Regions from separate parts of the Homo sapiens genome. Here region 2 is linked to region 1. Evidence: chromatin loops called from intact Hi-C (ENCODE). Cell type or tissue: heart right ventricle. All regions are shown on one strand.

What was found. Peaks named below come from ENCODE experiments on the same cell type or tissue, not always from the same donor. Only the 100,000 strongest peaks of a DNase experiment are listed, where the experiment ranks them.
Region 2: it touches region 1 in a loop (5-fold over the local background); 27 of 110 quality-filtered maps call a loop at or near these places.

What each region holds. Positions count from the first base shown.
Region 1 is chr11:114,257,276-114,265,275 of GRCh38, forward strand. It overlaps a transcript of NNMT not described here. Among named protein-coding and RNA genes, the nearest start is that of NNMT, 35 kb to the right of the region's middle. RefSeq lists an enhancer at 340-868. In heart right ventricle, CTCF peaks have their summits at 817, 3,943 (motif pointing left), 4,156 and 5,618; DNase peaks (open chromatin) are centred at 426, 596, 1,136, 3,946 and 2 weaker places; H3K4me3 peaks cover 1,243 bases; H3K27ac peaks cover 3,484 bases.
Region 2 is chr11:113,803,438-113,811,437 of GRCh38, forward strand. USP28 (ubiquitin specific peptidase 28) reads right to left here. Exons shown (of 26, transcript NM_001346252.4): 17 at 5,626-5,817; 18 at 4,861-5,000; 19 at 4,514-4,699; 20 at 3,052-3,147; 21 at 1,431-1,609; 22 at 1,236-1,314; 23 at 361-440. Among named protein-coding and RNA genes, the nearest start is that of CLDN25, 28 kb to the left of the region's middle. RefSeq lists a silencer at 3,199-3,248. In heart right ventricle, a CTCF peak has its summit at 3,152 (motif pointing right); no DNase peak of the experiment used is centred here.

The sequences.
Region 1 (8,000 bases):
GAGGAGGAACAGGTGCAGCCTGGGGGCCTCCAGCCCCTAGAAGTTGCTTCTCTGTCTTTGCTTTCTCCTCTCCCTCTTTGCCGTCTGCTGTGCTTTCTTGACCCCTCCTGCCCCTCATCTTTTTCCTCTCTCCCAATCTTTTTTCTCTCCTTTCCACTCCTCCCCTCTCTTCCTCATCTGTGGTCTTTTCTCCTTTCTTTTTGCTTTTGTTTCTCTGTCCCACCTTATTTTCCCTCTCCACATATTTCTCATCTGGGAAACCAGTCCTTAACCAAATTCTGTGTTTTGATTTTGAGCAGTTGCCACCATTCCCCCAAGCCGTCCTGATCCTGGCTTTTCTTGGGCCCCTGCCTATTTCCTCACCCCCACACTCTACTCCAACTCCCCGACACACACACACAGACACACACACACAGCCTCCTCGCCCCTCCCCCAGCTCCCCTCCCCTCCCTCAGGCCTCAGCTTTCTCTTGACAGATGGGAGGGCAGTGAGCACTCCCTCTTTAAAACAACATTTAATCGCCGTTTTCTGTTCTTGGACATCAAAGCTGGGGCTTAGGCGCTGTGCTGGGGTCGCGGCGGCGCGGGCGCTGGGGGAGAGGAGGTGAGTGAATAGGGGCTGGGCTGAATGGGCTTTGTGTGACCGCCAGCTCTGCCAGCTTTACATGCTCTTTGACCCAGATATGATCTCATGGAGAGAAAGGGGCCCTGGCCAGGCCAGCCTGAGAATGCTCCCTCCGTGGCCTGACTCAACCCCTCTCCTCCCTGCCTGGGGCAGGCGGCCCCACTGCCGCCCCCTGCCAGCCCCGGCTGCCACTGCCCTCTGCCCCAACCCTGGCAATTGTGGGCAGCCTCCTCCAGAACACACTCACCAGGAGGGCACATTGCTGGGGTCAGAAGAGGGGACAGGCACCGAGGCAGGGGCTGGGAGGATGCCGCCGTGGGGCTGCAGGGTGTTCTCCAGGGACCTTAAGCGGGAGCTCCCCGCATGCCCTGTAGTCCTGGCTGGGTTCAAGGAGGCGTTTGGGTCATTTCAGCCTTAGCAGCTCTCCTCCCAGTCGCTCTGAGGAACTCCTCTCCTGACCAAAGTGGAGAGCTGAGGCCCGGCGCCAGCAGAGGTTTGCTGAAGACTCAGGCAAGTTGCAGCCCGTGAGAAGAGGCATAAGGGAAGCCAAGGCCAAGGCCGCCTCCCTCCACTCAGCACGGCCAGGCCTTCCCATGTGGGAGCCCCTCACGCCCCTGGCACCAGGAAGGGAGGGGATTGGGGATCTGAAGATGACTGGCCTCAGTGCCCTGCTTCAGCCCAGACCCTCTGTCACTTCCATCCTCTGCTTTGCTTGCTGCCCAGAGCGATTTTCCAAAAATGCAAATAGCATCATGTCGCTCCCTAGATGAGAGTCCCTGGTGACTCCTCAGTACTCTGAGGATGGAATTCAAACTCCTTAACAAAGTTCCAAGACACCCTGAGTGACAGAGCCCCTGCTCAGCACCCAACTTCGTCTTAAGATCACTCTTGAGCCCCTCGGCCAACCCCTACTCTGCTCCAGCCGATGGGACCACGGGTGTTCTGGGCCACACCGAGCTCCATTCCCCTGTGGGCCTGTGCGTGTGCTGTTTCCTCTTCTGAGAGCTACGCAAACACACACACCCCTTCTGTCTGGCTCTCTCAACTTCTCCTTTTTCACTTTTCAGCTCAAACCTTCTCTCAGGAAGCCTTCCCTGGACCCCTGAAGCTAAATTAGGCATAGAGTCTCTATAGTACCATTTAGTCACCTGTTTCCTTAACTGTCACCATTACCAGACTGTCAGTTCCTTGAGGTCAGGAATTGTGTGTTATCTATCTTTGTGTTTCCAGAGCTTCATGCTGCCTGGCACATGATAGGCACCCGGTAAATCTTTGTTGTATAAATAGATGAAAGAAAGAGAGGGAGAAGGAGGGAAACAGAGAGGTAATTAGCACTCCAGGGCTCATGTTGCAGTTGTCAGGGGCACGTGAGAGCAGGGAAGGAGGAACATCACATGCCCGCTCGGGCACCTCCCCAGGACACGTGTACACACACGCAGAGGCCCAGTGGGGGGGGGGGAGCTCCTGCATCCCCACACCTGTGCTCATGTCGATTCATAGACCACCTGACCCGTGTCTGCCGCATGCCAGAGGAAGGAGCAGGAGGCAACAGGGCAGTGGTGCTTCATAGTTGGGAGCTGCCTGGGTGTTGCTGGGCAGGATGCGGGGCAGGAGAGGGGCTGGGGGGTTGCATATGTAGACACCTGGTCCTTGGCCCATGGGGGCAGGTCCATCCCCCAGCTCTCTGTGTGGTTTCAGGCCCAGCCCCGCCGCCATCCCCACTTCCACTCGTGGGCTGGCAGGAGGGCAGGCTCCTCTCCAGGCTGCGTTTTCTGCACCCAGGGGGTGCCTCAGTGAAAGTGAACTCGCTCATTTAAACCTGACTCTGCCGCCCTGCAGCCCCCTGCAGCGCTAATTACCCTGTAGTTCTAAACTGATTGCTGTACACTAAGCTTAAGCCCTCCTTTATTTATTTACTGACTACATTAATAGCAAAGCCACGCTGCGTTCAGCCGCTCCCAACTGTACACCGGCTGGCTGCACCCGTTCCCTCATGTCTTCCCAGGGAGGCAGGGTGGAGAGATGCAGCCTGGCACAAGGCCCCCTTACCCACCACCCTGACTGAATCTCCAGGGCCAGACAACATGAGAAATCACTGACTTCATCCATACCTACTCTGGGACCCGATGGGGCTCCTCTTATTCTGACTCTATGACAGAGTGGGAACATACAACACACAACAGCTCACCAAGCAGAGGGGTCTGCTATTCACAGCACACTCAGAATGCTGCCTTTCAGCCTTCACTTGTGGGATGAGACGCTGAGCGCTGGCCTCATTTTACAGATGGGTAAACTGAGGCTGTGGCTCCATAGCTGGTAGGTGGTATCTCAGGCATGCTGTCCATCGCGGAGATGGCCGCCCCACTTGTCCCCACCCAGCCAGCTTTGACAATTTCTGTTGTGTGTTCCCATAACTTCTACCCCTTGCCACGAGAAAGGAAGCCCTTCCCTATGTGGAACTGAAACTGCTTTTTTGCTCTCAGCTTTTCTGCCTCATTCACCTGCTTGTCCAGAATTTGCTGGCAACTTTGGGAATACAGCCTTTCCTTCATTCTCAGCCTTTACCAAGCAGGTCTAAGTCAGACCTTCGATGCCAATCCCCACTTCCCTCCAGCACTCACACATCCAGGGATGTCTGGGGAGAGGAGGCCCGCTCCGGGCTCCGGTGTGGTCAAGCCCTGCTGGTTCTCCCATTCTGGGGTACAGAGGTGCTCATAAACACTGTCCTTGCCTGCATCTCTGAGTGCCCTCAAATCCCCTGAGGCAGAGCTGGGCCCTGGCCTTGGGGCACAGCAGCTCTCTGAAGACCAGATGGGCCCCATCAGGGTGCAGCATACGGACCCACGGAACCAAGCACCCAGGCTCTACTCTGATGCCAAATAGCTTGGTGGCTGCCGTGCGGTGCACCCTAGAGGAAGAGGGGCAGCTGAGATTTGGCAGAATCTGGGATTCAGTCGAGGGGACCTGGGTTTGAGGCCAGCTCTGCTGTGCACCGCGTGACCTTCACTGTATCTCAAAGGCTCCCGAAGGCCTCACTTCCTCAACCCTAAGACTGGGGTCAGCAAATACCTAGCCCACCCATCCTCAGGACAATTGTGAAGCCAACTAGAGTAACGACGTGAATCAGCTTTCTAAACACCACGATGCTATAAACGTGAGTTATCAATGGGGACAGGCTCTGGCTGGTCTGGAAGGGGAGCTGGGGTCCTAGACATTTATTTCCAGAACAGGAGCCCACGGAGCCAGGGACCCAGGAGCCTGGGATTCTGGAGTAGTGAGGCTGCTGCCGGCATCTCCGGGACTCTGTCTCCACCTAGTGGGCACTGACTGCAGGTGCTTCTGCTGCTAAGGCCGCCTGGAAAGCAACTGGGGTTGCACATCCCCTTAAAAGCTGCCTTGGGGCCGGGCGCGGTGGCTCACGCCTGTAATCCCAGCACTTTGGGAGGCCGAGGCGGGTGGATCACCTGAAGTCGGGAGTTTGAGACCAGCCTGGCCAACATGGAGAAACCCCATCTCTACTAAAAATAAAAATAAATTAGCCGGGTGTGGTGGTGCATGCCTGTAATCCCAGCTACTCGGGAGGCTGAGGCAGGAGAATCGCTTGAACCCGGGAGATGGAGGTTGCGGTGAGCCGAGATGGCGCCATTGCATTCCAGCCTGGGCGACAAGAGCGAAACTCCATCTCAAAACAAACAAACAAACAAACAAACAAAAAGCTGCCTTGGTTCCTTTGGGTCCCCTGCTATCCCAGGTCAGGGTAGGGCTGAGTAAGGAGGGAATGTGGTTCAGATTTGTGCCAGAGAAGAAACGCTTTAAACTACTCGGGGTTGGGGGACGGTGTTCCGCTGGGCCTTTCCAGAAGTCTTCCTAAGTCAATAGTTCTTTCTTGACTTTTCTTCTCCCATCCACCAACTGGCCATATCAAATCCAACTCCTCCCATCCCTAAAAAGCTGAGTGGGAAGCTGCTGTCAGTCAGCCCTAACCCCAGGGATACGCGAGGCCTCATCTTGCACTGAGGGAAGATCAACCTCAGATGGAATTCAGCTTCTCGGAAGCTTTGTGACTGGGAAAGAAGCAGGCAGGCCTCGAAGGGTTTGCAGAAGGAGCCCAGAGTGCCCCTAGGGCTGGGTCACTGAGACCCTGGGACGTGACAGTAAAAGGCTACAGGGCAATGGGACAAACTCTTACTTCCTGAGGTCCTGAACCTTCCGAAAGCCTAGAAAACCCATAATGGAGGGTCGCTGAAGTCAGCTCCTGCCTTTAAATCCAACTGCCCTTTTTAAATTTTATTTTTATTTTTTATCTTCAGCTTTTAAGTTCAGGGGTACATGTGCCGGATGTGCAGGTTTGTTCCATAGGCAAACATGCGCCTTGGTGGTTTGCGGCACAGATCATCCCATCACCTAGTTACTAAGCCCAGCATTCCTTAGCTATTCTTCCTCATGCTCTCCCTTTCACCCCCAACCCAACACAGGCCCCGGTGTGTGTTGTTCCCCTCCACGTGTCCATGTGTTCTCATTGTTCAGCTCCCACTTATAAGTGAGAACATGCGGTGTTTGGTTTTTTGTCGAACTGCCCTTTTAATGCAGTGAGTGAGACTGGTGCCTGTCCTAAACCCTCCACACCCCACTTTCAGCTCTCAGAACCAGTTCACCAGCCAACCCCTGCACTTGGCCTACAGATGATTTGACTGGAAGTGATCTTAGGACAGGTCATCTTTTCACTCTCCTTGCCTCTGTGCGCTTCCAGCCATCTCAAATGGATGCAACTAAATGGTTTGGAAAACCCCTCCAACACGAAACTTCTAGGATTCTAGGACTCTAGGACTCTACTATAGAGCCAACTATAAAGATCCTCAGAAAAACACATACCCCTGGCTCCCTATCACCTGTCAGCACTTTTTAAAGCAGCAGCATTTCACTTTGTTTTCCCCTCCACGCCGACCAGTGTGGTCTTCAGCATAGAGTGAGCTTCTAGTGACACGAGCTGGAGGGAAAGAGGAAGTGCATCAGGACGGCTCGTCCAATGGACAAGGTAAGGGAAAGATCTTCCCTAATAACTCTCCATTTGGGAAGGAGGGAGTCACAAATGGCAGGGGAGGTGGGGACACTGGCCCTCACCAGCTCAACTTGAGGAATACTCACCTTACTCTCAGAAATCTGTCGATTACCATTCCTCCTTCACCCCCATCCCAAGCATGGGTACTTGACCTTTTCCTGAATTCTCCACAGCTGACACCAGCTGAATGCTTTTCCTGAATTCTCTGGCACAGCTGAGACCAGCCTGGGATATTTAAATTAGATTTCTCTGAAGTCTCAAGGATGGCAAAAGAAAACAAGCACCAATGAAACTGAGTACCCCCCCTGTTTCTAAGAGAAAAAAAGTTAATTTTTACAGTTATGATTATTTTCTCTTTTCTCTTTTCTCCTATTCCCTGCTTCCTACTTAGCTCTTTAGAAATGATTATAACCTTTACCTTCCCTTCACCAGACACTCCCTTCTGGGCAAGCTTATCTGACTGTGTGCTTACTTAGCAGCTCCAGAGCTGAGCTCTCTCCTACCAGGAGCTTGCGTCGAGAGACAGCAGTCAATTATTTACAACCTGAAGGGTGCCCATTACAAAACTCTTTCCCACCTGAAGAGTATCTCAAAATCATGGCCACTTTATAACCTAGCTCTGCCCACGATGGCACCAGCTCAACCACCTGGCAGATAACGCACAAACCACGTAGACCCCACACCTGCTCGCTCCCTCCCCTGTATGCCGTTCAAATTAAGTCCCCCTTTAAAAGTCCCGAATTTCTGCCCCAAAAGTGAAGTGCTAGCCTTAAAGGCAGAAGCCTGGACTTCCTCCCCTAAGCTAAACTTTGGAATAAAGTCAGTGTCTTTATACCAGACCTCTTGTTAGTTGAACTCTACAAGTGGCAAGCAACTGAACCTCCATTTTGGTTACACCAAGAACAGCATAACATTAGATCATCTGGTTCACAGGCAGCAGCATGGCTCCCATATCATGCCTTCCTGCCTGGTTCTCTGCCTGCCTTCAGGAGACAGGGCCTGTCTTTAATCCCTGCCACTGACAAGCCTGATAAAGTGAGACCCAGAGTGACGTGGGCTTCCTGTTTCTAATGGACTATGTGTCCATCCTCTTATTAAAAGTCAGCTCCTCCTCTTGGGCTCTGGATCATATCCTCTCAGTCTTTCCAAGCCCTTTGCTCCTGTGCTTGTCTTCTGTTTGCTACATCCATTTCCCCCTCTCTTCCTAATTATTCACATCAGCATAGAACACCTCCCATTTTAGCAAACCTTTCCTTGAGCCCACATCCCCCTTTAGCTTCCACCCATATTTCTCTCTTCCTTGGAAGAGCAAAATTCTAGAGAGCTGTCTGCAGACACTGTCTTCCTTCCTTTTTCTTACAACAATTTCCAATTTGAGTTTTATCTCTGTTATTCCTTTAAAATTGTCTTTTCAAGTTCACTAGTGGTTCCACCATGCAAAATGCAATGGCTTCTTTGCTGATCTGAAAATATAGGATTAACAAACTCAGTTTCTTCCTGCCACCCTCTCACAACATAGTCACATGCAGCTTCTGACACCTAATGTAGGGGGCTTCTCCCCACACACCAAGCAAGCACTCCTCCAGTAGCTGACACCAGCTGGGTGCTCTCTAACTCAATTCCATTCCAACACTACCTACCTGGAGATAGCATCAGATCCCACAGGTTAAGGGTTCAGTCCCACAAAAGCGCCTCCCACTTCCAATGCCAATCACAAGCTCCAGGTTGTTTGATCCGTGCTTCTGATGACCAGCTATATATCAGGGTTCCCACAACCTCCTCATTGGGTTTGATTAATTTGCTAGAGTGGTTCACTGAACTTAGGGAAACATCTACATTTACCTATTTACTATAAAAGATATTACAAAGGATACAGTTGAAGAGATGCATAGGGCAAAGTATGGGAAGGGGCTTGGCACTTCCATACCCTCCCTGGGTGTGCCACTCTCCAGGAACTTCCAGGGATGTGGCAGTCTGGAAGCTCTCTGAACCCTGTCCTTTTGGGTTTTTATGGAAGCTTCATTATATAGGCATGATTGATTAAGTTACTGGCCATTGGAAATCAACTCAACCTTCAGCCCCTCTCCCTTCCCTGGATGTTGCAGGGTAGGGTTGAAAGTCCCAACCCTCTAATTCTGCCTTGGTCTTTCCAGCAACCAGCCCCCATCCTGAAGCTGCCTATGGGCTGCCAACCCCTCAGTAAACTCATTCGCATATGAAAAGGCACTTTTTAACATAAAATCACTTTGAAGATTTCAAGGATTTTAGGAGTTGTGCGCCAAGAGACAGGGACGAAGACCAAATATATATTTCACAA
Region 2 (8,000 bases), 450 kb before region 1:
GCCTAGCCATCCAAAGCAAATATGAAACTTCCCTAGGCCTCAGGTTTTCCCATCTCTAAAACAAGAAATGCTCACTAGGGTCTATGTCAACTCAAAAATTCATTTTCTGAGTTCATCTTCATTGATCACAAAGACAGCCTGGCACAATATTATCTCGCAGCTAATACATCTAATCATTTGAAGGATGAAAAACCATGTGTGATGTTTAGAGCAAAACCAAAGCACTGCAAGAGAAGAGGCACACTAGTGTATGTGACAAGGGAGGTTATGCATGGCTGTGACTCTTAGTATTCCCAGGTAGGCATCTACAGAGAACAGCATCCTGACTAATAATCTTGGTAAAATAAAAGGCCAACATACTTTCCTTTTTGATAGAGTTCTAGGCCTGTTAGGAGATACACAGACACTTTTCGGAACAAACTATAATCTTCATGCCACTTCTGAAAAAGAATGACGATTATTAATAATCATGATCATAATAGATTGTTAGTGTCCTTCCCATCTAAGTTTTAAATTCATTACAAATATTTACTGAGCACATCTGGCTAGCCACAAAAATAACAAACAAAAGCTTTCAGATAAAAACCTACTCAACATTTAAAATAAAAGTCTACCACTGACCTTAATTTTCAATGTTCTGTTCCTTTCACTTGAGTAACAGAAGTACTTATTTCCTACGAGCTTCGGATTTTATCCTAATTTCTAACAGCTATGTAAAAGATATTCAGCTCTAGCTTAAGTGAATGACCTCTTTAGGACTGGTAAAACCATCCAGATATTGAAAATATGGAAGGACACGGACATTTCTAGTCATACAGAGCAAGTTCAAGTTCAGTAAGTGTGGTGAATACACCTTGGGTGGTACATAACATTGTTTTACATGGGATGCAATTGAAAACATGTGTAGCTATGTATTTTAATGCGTATTTTTAAAACTTTATCATTTAAAACAAACCAAAAGCATGATTTCAAGAATTTTACTGCCTAGGACAAGGCTAAAATAGGTATTTAAGGGAAGTGAAATGTTGACTCACTCTAAATGAAGAATGAAAATAAAGAGACCTGCTATTCTGAGGGCAAGAAAATATCATTTATCCATTCTTTACCAGGATTTTGAGGGGAAAGTGGAAGAACAAGTCAGTTTGTAATAGCACAAAATTGTTTATTTTGCCTCAGGTACCATTTACCTCAGGAATTAATGTTTTTGCTCTATAGACTTAAAGAAAACACTTTACCTTGTACTCTTCCATATTCATGTCATCTGGACCAATTTCCTTCAGTTTCGCTTGAGCCACCTTCATAATGCTGATTGATCTGTGTGGGACAAAGTTCAGAAAGCAATGAAAAGGCACAGGGCAAAACTTCCCCAACAGAGGAGTCCATCTAGCCCAACCCAGACCAAGGGATTCACCTGAATATTCTCTTCTCACCTTTCATCATAGCTAAGATTTTTATCTGCAAACTGTTCCAGAAGGGTTCGTTCTACTACCCTTTTGGGTGCTTCATTTTGGAAAAAGTAGACAAGGACATGCTGAAGTCGAGGATCACTGTGAGAGGTGGGGGTCTCTTTGGCAAGCTGATAGAGCCTGGAGTATTCTTCATGGAATGCCTATTAAGGGCAGAATCAATGGTTAGAAAATAGTGTGCTGTGGGCTTCTGCACACAGAAATTGATGCCTAGGAGCTAGGCAGTCTCTTGACTCTAAAAAGACTTCTAAAAAATTCATATCGAATTACAAAAACAACTATGGAATTTTTAAGTTTCTTGCATTTCATAAGGGATGAAACTCTTTTAGCATTCTGGCACCAAAAACATACTGTACTTTTTTTTTTTTTTGAGACAGAGTATCACTTTGTCACCCAGGCTGGAGTTCAGTGACATGATCACAGCTCACTGCAGCCCTGAACTCCTGGGCTCAGGTGATCCTCCCACCTCAGCCTCCCAAGTAGCTGGGACTACAGGCATATACCACCATGCCCAGTTAATTTTTGTATTTTTGATAGAGATTGGGTTTCGCCATGTTGCCCAGGCTGGTCTCAAACTCCTGAGCTCAAGCAATCCACCCACTTTGGCCTCCCAAAGTGCTGGGATTACAGGCATGAGCCACTGCGCCCAGCCTACTGTACTCTTAAGAAATTCAGTTTTCTCATAAAGTTCTCAGAAAAACAAATATTTAGTTTTAATTGTTATAAAAGGCAGATCCTTGTGTGTCAATGACTTAAACTTAAAGAATCTATACAAATGCAATTTTACTCAAGTATTTTTAAAAACACAGCCTACTTTGTTATGGCCTCAAAATTACAAAGGCACAATCTAACTCAGTGTTACTAACAGACAACTCCTAACAACAACAATGAAAAGCCCTCTAGGCTAGGTGTCACAGAGAATGTTACTGCTAGCCAAGGCTGGGTTAGGGTCAAGAGAAGAGAAGTGAACAGCTTGTTCATCAGTTGGACAGGAAAGGAAGTCTCATATTTCACTTCACAGAAGACTTTTTTTTTATTTTTTGGAGACAGGGTCTCACTCTGTCACCCAGACTGGAATGCAGTGGCACAATCATGGTTCACTGCAACCTTGAACACCTGGGCTCAAGTGATCCTCCTGCCTCAGCCTCCAAATTAGCTGGGACTACAGGTATGTGCTACCATGCCCAGCTAATTAAAAAAAAAAAAAATTCCTTAGTAGAGATGGGGGTCTCACTATGTTGACCCGGCTGGTTTTGAACTCCTGGCTTCAAGCAAGCCTCCCTCCTGGGCCTCCCAAAGTGCTAAATTACAGGTGTGAGCCACTGTGCCCAGTCCTTTTTATTTTTAAAGAGATGGGATCTCATTATGTTGCCCAGGCTGGAGTGCAGTGGTGCAATCACAGTACATTTCAGCCTCCAACTCCTGAGCTCAAGTGAGCCTCTACTTCAGCTTCCTGAGTAGCTGGGACTACATGCACACACCACCACACCCAGCCTTAACCCCATTTTTTCCCTTCTTATAGAATTATTTCCCCAATATTATGATGCCTATATTGTAAGAATTAGAATTTTAAAAACAGAGATACCTTAATCAGCCCTGCTTCAGACCCATCTCGGTCAAAGGTCTGACGGGCTTTAGCTATGGCCAGGATGACCCCTTGCATGGCAGGGCTCAGCATCACCTACCACAAGGGGGCACAAAACACAGAGAGAAAGGAGAGAAGAAAGGTTCAGCAGAAGACTGTATGAAAGCAGGCTGAACAGAGTGCTAAAGGGCAGCAGAGCAGTGTGCTCTTTGGCCAGCATGTATTGCAAGCTGAGTTTCACACACCCATTCCTATGTGCACCCACTGCCTCTGTCCTTCTATATAATGTCAACACCCTGCCCAAGACAAGCTATTCCTACGCTCTATGTTCTAATTCAGTAGGATAAAGAAAGATGTATGCCTAAAAATATCTCCCAATATGGCACTGCTGAAGAATTAAGTTAAATTATAGTTCTCAGAGGGGAAGTGTCTAAGGTCAGAATTCCAATTTAGTTCTGTACTTTGGGTGTATATCTTAAACACACAAATACTTTAGAGTTTTACTAGGATAAACAGTACATTTAAAATAGTCTGGAAACTAGCGACTATACAAATATGACTCCATAAAGTAAAAACTTTTCAAGGACTTTTTTTTTTTTTGGGAGACAGAGTCTCGCTCTGTCGCCCAGGCTGGAGTGCAATGGCGTGATCTCAGCTCACTGCAACCTCCGCCTCCCGGGTTCAAGCGGTTCTCCTGCCTCAGCCTCCCAAGTAGCTGGGATTATAGGTGTATGCCACCATGCCCAGCTAATTTTTGTATTTTTAGTAGAGACAGGGGTTTCACCATGTTGGCCAGGCTGGTCTTGAACTCCCGACCCGAGGTGATCCACCCGCCTTGGCCTCCCAAAGGGCTGGGATTATAGGCGTAAACCTCCGTGCCCAGCCTTGTCAATGATTTTTTTTTTTAAATACCCCACAGAAAAAAAACAGAAATCTGAGAGAGACAGAATTCATTATTGTTTATGTGCAGTGCAACTGAAGAGGAGACAGACAACAAACAACTTGGGGTTCTATAGCTTCTTCCTATAGAATTCCTTTACAATTAAAAATAACTTCAATCCACATTTGTTTAGCTCACTGGACAACTGAAAAATTTATATCTGGAGGTAAAACAATGGACTAATATCCAAAAAAAAGATTCCCTATTTTAAATTAGAAGGCAATCTTTTGTCCATAATACCAAAAAGGGAACTTAATTTTACTTTTCTGAGCCATCTAGACTCTGCAGTGGCCCCATTAAGTATAAGCCTGGGTAGATATACATATGCTGGGAGCGCTATACAATAGAAACATGGCTATCTTTTAAATAATGGTAACTAAGGTCAAAACCAAATAGGCTTTCTTGACAATCATTTTTTGCAACGAGAAAATATCAGCTATTGGCAGATACCTTAATATAGTCACAAGAGAAGGAAATATAAGACTGACAACAAACAACTATATCCTGCACTCATCTCTGTACCTCCTCATCATATCCATCTGCATCAGATCTAACCAGAATCCTTCCCACACTGGGAATCTCGACTTCAGAGACCTCAGAATTAGGCTGGGCAGTAGACTCTGCATCATTAGCCTTTGGGGGCTGTTCTGACTGCTCTGCAAGGTTTGTTTCCTGGGGCATGGGCTTCTTGGGTTCAGCTTCTTTAAGCTGTGGCAGCAGAGTGGGGAGAAAGAGTAAGAAAAAACAGGAGAAATAAATAGGGGTTGGTTAAAGGCAGCAGAGACACAGAATAATAGAAATGTGAGAAAACTGGCCATCGCTGCTGAAAGCCCGGCTCTCCTGAACTTGGGCTTCCCAGTCATTCTCACCTCACTCAGTGCCGCTTCTACACCGCTCTTCTCATAGGCACGGGCTGTGTTTGCAATAGCCTGGGCAGTTTGCTCCTTTACAATCACAGCATGCTCAGACGACAAGCAGCGAACCCCATGAGAAGAGGCTACTGAAGGCTCTGATAAAGAATTGAACAAAGGTCTTAGCATCTAATGATAAATAGTCTAGAACACTCAGATAAAAAGCAAGCAGAATGTATACAGTTTAATATACAACCCTGTTAACACAGCTTTTTACAAAAGCCTATGCAGATTTTCCCTAGAAATTAATAACTATAAGAAATGGCTACTTCAGCAAGAACTCTATTGATAAAGTCTGTAAACTTTGAACCCACAGATGATTCTGTAAAATTTAATGCACTCCCAACTTTGTCATATTTCTATCCATTAAGAAAACTTTCTACAAACAAGCATCTTTTAGGAAGATCACCTTTGGAGAATGGTTTTCATAAAGTCTACCTATTAACCCTATCATAGTTTCTCCCATAACCTGGGAAATAAGCAAAACTATATACACAGTGAAGGTCACAGGTAGTTAGTCTTTCTGATACTGCTTCTGTTCATCAGAAATCACATTCTAATGCCACAATTCATTCCATCAGGTTGTACCTGGCATACCAACTGTATATGAAATATACTGTGAAGACTGTGGCATCACCTAGCCAGCTGAAGGGTATAGGGCTGGCTAGGGGAGTACAGCATGAGATGTTACTGGATCACTGGCATAAATGCCTTCTCAGATACCTTGTGATGTAGAGTAGTCCTGTGATGAGGAGTTGGTGGAGGACTCCATTTGAGGGATTTTGCAAGACTGCTCTTCTTCCCACTCCTCTACTTCCTGCTCAAACCGCCAGTTATCCTCCTGAATGTAATGCTTGAGTTCCACAGATAGGGCTTCCACTTCTGACATTTGATCTGATTCAGTTGGGGCTGCCTCTGAGGAAAAGCAAAGATAGAGTTAAAAGGTCACAAGGAACGAAAACATCCTTTTTAGAAAAGAAGAAAGCAGGGTATTTCATCTTTATCTTACTCCTAACTAAAAATACATGCACATAGAATCCATCAGAAATGCAGGCTGAGTATCTCTTATCCAAAATGATTGGGACTAGAACTGTTTTGGACTTCAAATTTTTTTCATATTTTAGAAAATCTGCACAATTAGTTATAGTTGAGCATCCCAAATCCTAAAATCCAACATCTGAAATTCAAAATGCTCCAATGAGCATTCCCTTCCAGCATCATGTAATGAAAAAGGCTCATAAAGTTTTGTGGATTTTGGAGCATTTGGGATTTTGGATATTCACATGTGGGATGCTCAACCTGTATGGACAATGTAAGGGCAACAATTGATAACAGTGCCTGACATTTAGTAGGCACTCATTAAACATCTGCTAAGTGAATGAATAACACAGAGTTAAAGATATGGAAAGTGGGCCGGGTGCAGTGGCTCACGCCTGTAATCCCAGCACTTTGGGAGGCCAAGGCAGGCCAATCACTTGAGGTAGGAGTTCAAGACCAGCCTGGCCAACATGGTGAAACCCTGTCTCTACTAAAAAAAATACAAAAATTAGTCAAGCGTGGTGGCGCATGCCTGTAATCCCAGCTACTTAGAAGGCTGAAGTGGGAGAATCGCTTGAACCTGGGAGGAGGAGGTTGCAGTAAGCTGAGGTTGCGCCACTGCGCTCCAGCCTGGGAGACAGAGTGAGACTCCATCTCAAAAAAAAAAAAAAAAAAAAAAAGATTTGGAAACTGGTCACTGTCAATCACTGGATATACCAATCATTTCAGGGAAATTCAGAAAATCATTAGAGCCAATAAAAATTTCAAGATAAACAGTTTTATCCATTTAACCACTGCATTTGGCGGATAAGAATGTCCATTTCAAAAAGGTTAGAGATGAATTTCAAGACATTTATACCACCAACTTTCATACAATTCAGTACTATGAGAAAGCAATTTGATACAATGGTGAAATGGTCAATAATACCTGGCTTTAATGGCAAGGATATCAATGACATATAAAATTTCATTTTCTAACCCTGTGACCAAAACAAACAAAAAAAGTCTATAGCAGATTAACACATTCACTTACTGGTTGCCATTAATCAGCCTTTTCACTAAGCAAATGACAGTTTCCACTTGTTTGTTTCTATAATAGAAAAATAAACCATGCATGCAATAACAAGGCTCCTATATATTAACAACAGCTAGTACATTCAAGCAGCTATTCATTCCTTCGCAGCATAAATATACAATTGTGAAGATTACTTACTGTTCATTTATCATTCTCTCCATTCCCTAATCCCCAACCACACTAGCAAATCAGAAAGATAACGTGCTGCCTGGACAGAACACCTTACATGTTTGTTTTTTTTGAGACAAAGTCTCACTCTGTTGCCCAGGCTGGGTGCAGTGGCACGATCTCAGCTCACTGCAACCTTTGCCTCCCAGGTTCAAGCAATTCTCCTGCCTCAGCCTCCCAAGTAGGTGGGATTACAGGTGTGTGCCACCATGCCCAGCTAATTTATGTATTTTTAGTAGACACAGGGTTTTACCATGTTGGCCAGGTTGGTCTTCAACTCCTGGCCTCAAGTGATCCGCCCGCCTTGGCCTCCCAAAGTGCTGGGATTACAGGCGTGAACCACCATGCCGGGGCGATGTTTCCTTACTTACGCCACACAGTAAAGTTTGAATACTACAGGCAAAAGCTTTCTACTATCTTACTTATAAAATGTTCATCATAAGACCTCTCATAGAGGATGTGAAAGAAAGAGAGAATAATGTAAATTGAAAACACCACAGAATTTGGAGAATTGTATTTGAATCTTGGGACTGCCATTTATTGACTATGTGATTACTCAACTTTAGAACCCTTTGGAATCTGTTATCCAGCTGGAAAATGAAGATGACAACATTTTCAAACTCTTTCCCTCCTTTTCACAGCTGTAAGTTCTTAGAGAAATAAAAGTTTGAAAGCATGCTTTAAGAAGTAAAGTACCAATATAAATGATAATTATTATTGCTCTCTGTATGAGTAGTAGTATTACAACAACTGTGAAACTATTCAGGCAAATACACCTGTAAAATTTAGTTATTCTGGGCCCCACAACTGTAATCCC